Linked DNA regions of Homo sapiens: region 1 is linked to region 2. The links are chromatin contacts, found by Hi-C or POLR2A ChIA-PET in ENCODE. All regions are on one chromosome and are shown on one strand. Each heading gives the region's core, a stretch centred on a gene start or an enhancer-like site at or near the end of the contact. The rest is flanking DNA. Distances are from core to core; before and after follow the strand shown. Region 1 has its middle 32 kb from the start of C5orf67. Region 2 has its middle 40 kb from the start of LINC01948.

Region 1 (2,776 bases), core at 203-2,702, 200 kb before region 2:
AGAATGTAGGACTATAGACATCAAATGAATGACTGACTGAATAAACAAATAGCCCACTACTTGGCTGACAGTTTTTTACTCCCAGCTACATAAAATTTTGTGTTCGGAGTTGTGAGCCACACACAGAATGAATGAGAGTCCCTGCTCTCAAGGAGGCTTAGAGAAGCACGAGAGATAAGACTAAGCCCAGATACTGATAATAAAACAGGGAAATGATAGTGCCAGGGAAGCACAAAGTTCCCCTGTTACTTCAGATGGACTAACAAGAATATACCCAGCTGGAGAGGCTGAAGGTTGAGCTCACCAAGGAAGTGAAAATTTTGAACTTGTCTTTGCATGTATTCATATAGTTATTAACTTGACAACTGATTTAAGCACATACTAAAGACCCTCTTTTAGAGAGGTATCACAGAACACAGCATGTGCAGTTTTTGTCTTTAGGAACTTACTGTCTAGCAAGGGAGAGAGCCACCCCACTGATGACTGCACAAATCATTACTTAATGACAGGAGGGGTAAGTGTTATGAAGGAAAAGCACAAAGGATGTGAGAGTGTATAATAGGGAGACACTATGGAGTCTGCACCAGAGGGATTAGATTTGAATATACTGAGAGAGAGTGGGTAGCAGGGAGACCTTCTAGGTGGAAGGAAGGAGGAATAGAGCTGCACAGTAAAGCAGTCTAAGCTGGGCTGGAAGGGAAGACAGGAAAGGTAGACTAGTACCAGCCCTAGGAGGGCCTCTTCAGACGTCAAGACTCTAAAATTGATTTGTTAGGGAATGGAAAACCACAAAGGTTGAGGTAATCAAGAAGAACACTTGTGACCCAGTTGAGAACAAGGCCACGTGAGAATTACGTAGCTCTTGTTTTTGTACATAAAACCATGCTGGTCCCTGTGAGAGGCAAGACAAGACAAGATCAGCAGGAGAAGGGTTGGACGCATGGTACCTTTCCATGGAAATCCTGTCTGGGGTTCATGACCCAGAGTCTTGGTCTGTTTGCTTGTCTCACAGTGCACAAGAGGCAAGAGCTTAGAAAGCAGATCAGGGAAGAGTGGGGAGGAAGGTATTTGTGCATCCCTGTGGGGGAAAGGTGGGCACTTCCCAGCACAGCCCGGGACAGTGCGAGGAATGGCACAGAGGAACACTCTGCTTTTTGGTTCACAGTATGGCCAGGACAGAAATGAGACCTTTCTCTACATCCTGAGGTTTTATTTTCTTTGTCTTTCTCAGGTGGAGCAGTTAGGTCAGGCCAAGCCTGGCCCTGTTCTGATACAGCTCACCTAGCAGATTTGAAGTTAGACTATTTACAACAAGAAGAAGGCATGCCCTGCCATGGCAAAACCTCACCAGGTCTCCCTGTATGATTCTTGAATGTCTTCTTTAGCAAGGTTACACCTGGCACACAGACCCTATCAGCCACTGACTGCATTCCTTACAAACCCAAACCCATTGGTGGGCAGAGCGGGAAGGTGGCTGGCCACCATCCAGACAGTAAACAATAGAGGCAATTATTATGCAGCCATTAATCTTGTCAATTACACATTAACCCAGGCTGTGTGTAAACAGGAGCACAATCCTCATTCTTTTTCTCTGCCTTTCTCAATGGCTTCCCACCCCACCTCCTCAGAAAATAAAAAGGGACTGCATTCTACCACATTCTCAATATCATCCTTAATTCCACTTTTTCACTTATGGAAACAATCATACCAATCTGGAAATTCCTTTAACCTGTGTATCGATTTTATCTTTTTGTGTGTGTGTGTGATTTCTATTACATATGATACTCTGCTGAGTGCTTGGGAAGCTGATTTTGCTGTTTTCTACAAATCTATGGTTCCTTTTTCACTTTGAACTCCCCAGTTGAAAAGGCTATATTCATATATATTACCTCATGAGGTAATATAATGATTGATAGCACAAATTTATTACATGTTTTGAAGTCGCTTTCTAATATACCTGGATAAGGATCTATTTCCTATTCATCTTCATCTGGGTAGATGCCACCCAAAGACATCCTTGTCCACTTAAAAACCTGTAGCAGTTGGCTTTGTGGTCAAAGGAGATTTTTGTTTTTTAAAGTGAGGAGCAGTTCTGGAAGCAATTAGATCTGGCATTGTTCAGGGCAGATGGTGAAGTGGGCAGAGATTCTCTTCAAAGCCTCTAGCCTTTCATTTTCCTGTGCTCACTCTTCCTTTAGTACACTTGACCTCTCCTTTCCCTCCTCCTCCTCCAAAGCCATCTCTAAGAAATGGCCCACGTCAGTCATTTATCTCTTCCTGGGCATTAAAGAGTCTGGGGAATGCTCATTCCTGCTGTGTTTTCACTGAAAGCCTTATCTTTAATTGTGGAATGAAAGGAATTTCAGGTATTGGATCACAGCTCAAAGTTCAAGTTTTTAACGTTCTATTCACATAGCAGTCAGGAAAAAAAAATCCTTTTTGATTGGAAGGAGGGCAGTTTTCACAGGCCCTCTTCTCAGGCTCTGGTGGTGATCCGTCTCTGTTCTCTCCTCTTTGTGGAGCCATTCTGGAAGACAAGGCTTGAGGTTGGGGTGGGCAGGACAAGTAGCACAGAGATTTCTCAAACGTTGCTGGATAAGGTGTTTGAGACCGATTTCAGTAGAACCCTAATACACATTAGGTAAGATTTCTGAATCAGGAATGTGAGAAAGGTCTGTTGAAACTGGGCATCAATACCCTTTTTCCTTGGGATATGTCAGGGAATTCCCCAAGAGGCTTCAATGTTCAGGGCAGCCCTGCTACCCTATTTTTTGGG
Region 2 (2,890 bases), core at 88-2,587:
CCATTTTTGTCTGCCTGCTTTTAGATTTATGATTCCGCTTGATCCTGACTTTGTAATTTTTTTCTGTAGGAATTTATTACCAATTCAGATAAATAGATATATAATGGATTGAATGTTTGTGTACCCTCAAAATACATATGTGAAACCCAAACCCCTAATATGATGGTATTTGAAGATAGGGTCTTTGGGAAGTAATTTGGTTTAAATGAAGTTGGGCCCTCTCCGTGATGGGATTAGTGTCCTTATAAGAAGAGGAAGATAAGCCAGAGCCTTCTCTCTCTTCACCATGTGAGGAAACAGCAAAAAGGTGGCCATCTGCAAGTAAGGAAGACGGCCCTCACCAGGAACCAAATCTGCAGGCATCTTGATCTTGGACTTACCAGTCTCCAAAACTGTGAGAAATGAATGTCTGTTGTTTAAGCCACCTGGTCTGTGATACTTCGTTATGGCAGCTCAAGCTAAGACAGTTAGATAGATAGTTTTTATTGTTGCTTTTAAAAAGCAAGTGTTACCCTTTAACCCATAAATTTCATTTCTTCATGTCTATTCCATAGAAAACATTGGCACATGTGCTTAAAAAGATAAGTACAACAAATTTCATCACACTATTGCTTGTAATCATAAAAAATTGAAAATAATCTAAATTTTCATCATTTGGGAAATAATTAAATAAATTTCCATATATCCATTCTATGAAAGATTATACTTCTCTTAAAGCAAATAAGATCAATGAATACATACTGATATGAAGAAAATATGCAACACATATTTAAGTTAGAAAAGCTAGTCATAGTAAAATATGTACCATATAAACAATTTATATATTAAACAAAAATTCCCACCAAATAAATATGTGCATTCCTATATGCAAATAGACATATATGAATGTAAATACTTAGAAAACGCCTGGAGATATGTGCAGTGGAGGGATAATAATGATATACAATGAAGAACAGTGTCAGATTAGGGGAATAGGTAAAGAGAAGTTCTGTTTATCTATATTGTTTTCATATTTATCAATGAAAATCTATTACTTGGGTAACTAAAAATTGAGTTGTGATTAATATTATAGTTTGAAAAGAAGAAAAAAAGACATATATATATAGTAAATTAAAAAATCAGGATTTTTTTTTCTCTTTGACATTTTATTCATCCCACTGGAGTAGGAGATTTGGGTATGGAGAATCAAAAGATTTCTTGATTCTTTGGCTCAATAAAAGACCTTTTCTGCCTTTCATTCTACAACAGCAGTAACTAAAAGCATGGTGAGTGTCCCGGGAGTACACAGTGTGTCTGGGGTGTGTCCTAGTGTGTTCGGTTATGCTCATTCATGCTGAGACATTGCTTTTTGCCCATAAAAGGAGGAATTACAACATCAGACCTGGATTGTTTTCATTTCCAAACAGCCACAAAATGTCAACACAAGACTGTCAATCTCTTGTTCTCTCCTCTCTCACAAACACTCCCTGGAACCCAGGCCAATTGAAGAAAACAGATGCAGGCAGGCACTGTTTTGACAACACTGGAAATGCCTGTGGAAGAGTAAAAATGATTAATATGCTCCTAAAAGAATAGGGAGTGCGCCTTCGGGAGAGATAATTGGATGGGCATCCCTGCTGGTAGATACCCTCTCATACCCAAACGAAGGCACACATTCTCACACAGGTTTCTTCCGAGCAACCCCTTGCTGAGTGTTTCCTGTAACATTTTCATCATGGCAAGGCAGGTGGGGTGAAAGGTTCTTGGAGGATGGGGGAAAGGCTGGAGGATAGCAAAAGTGCCATAATCTCCCTTCAGCCATAAAATGAATAATCTTCAAACAAGCAATAAAATGGATCTTGGTATCTTTTAAAACCAACAAAGAGTTCTCTGAGTTTAGAGGTATTTCATGGGATGTGGTAGTAGACAATGCAATTGCTCATTCTTAATTTATGAGACAGAAAATCTTTGTTTAGCTATCACATGTAAATTAAGGTTGTCTTTGAGTAACTTGAATTACATAACCATCTATGTGCCAAGCAGCTGTCGTTTTCCTATAAGTATATTCTCAGTTGTAAGGAGTCTGGGGGCCAGGCTACCCCCTTATGTTGTGGTGGGGGAAAGAACTTTGGGACTCGGCATCAGAAAAGTCAGCTCTGTTCCTCCTTAGCAGAGTGGTCTTTGATAGGACACTAAACCTCCTTGGACATCAGGCATCTTCATCTGTACTGCAGGGATCTGGATTAGATGAGTAGCCTTCAAGCTGTGGGTAGTTCTAGAGCAGGCTCTAGACTGTGGAACTCTGGGCCCCACCTCCACTTAAAAACTTTAACCAGAGCATCTCTGATATGATCTGTTTAATATTGGAGGTTTGAATAAATGCTTTAAAAAACAAAATTATTCAACACTCATTTTTTCAATAAATACTTACTGAGCTACTACTATGTAACTGGCAGGGGGACTCATCAATGATGGAATGAAGATACCTCCTGCTCTCATGAAGCTCACACCTTACCATTCCACTGGACCAGATGAACTTTAAGGGTCCTTTCCAGACCCAGCATCCTGCTCTTCCATAACACATAAAACAGGTGTCCTGAAGCATTGCCCAGAGAACTTAAAGTTCAACTGTAACTACACAAGGACAGACAGACCAAAAGAGACCTTAAGAGTGATGTGCATTGGAGTTAAGTTGACAAAGTGAACATTTTGGCTCTACTAGTTAGCTAGGTGACGTAACTCAAATTAATTAACCTCCTGTGCCTCAGTTTCTTTATCTATAAAATGAGGGTAATGATAGTACCTACCTCATAAGGTTGTGGTGAGGATAAAAAGACATAATGCATGCAAAGGCTTAGGGCTATGCCTAGAATTCTATAAGTTACGTTAGGTCTTATTAGCTATTATAATG

What was found. Hi-C counts contacts between places; a loop is a spot of excess contacts on that map. ChIA-PET counts read pairs that join two places held with the same protein, here RNA polymerase II (POLR2A).
Region 1: a loop to region 2 is called in a map of PC-9, with 2.2 times the contacts of the local background. The contact joins two enhancer-like sites. A Hi-C loop is called at or near these places in 2 of 168 maps with a recorded cell type or tissue (Caco-2 and PC-9). POLR2A ChIA-PET finds 5 or more read pairs at or near these places in 2 of 52 experiments (Caco-2 and HepG2).

What each region holds. Positions count from the first base shown.
Region 1 is chr5:56,637,112-56,639,887 of GRCh38, reverse strand. No RefSeq gene overlaps it. Among named protein-coding and RNA genes, the nearest start is that of C5orf67, 32 kb to the right of the region's middle. RefSeq lists enhancers at 2,132-2,426, 2,034-2,603. Within about 2 kb of position 1,452, at least 7 of the 41 ENCODE cell types and tissues checked have a DNase peak (open chromatin) inside an H3K27ac peak, as active enhancers do; they include PC-9, where a contact is called at or near this core.
Region 2 is chr5:56,440,083-56,442,972 of GRCh38, reverse strand. No RefSeq gene overlaps it. Among named protein-coding and RNA genes, the nearest start is that of LINC01948, 40 kb to the left of the region's middle. Within about 2 kb of position 1,337, at least 6 of the 41 ENCODE cell types and tissues checked have a DNase peak (open chromatin) inside an H3K27ac peak, as active enhancers do; they include PC-9, where a contact is called at or near this core.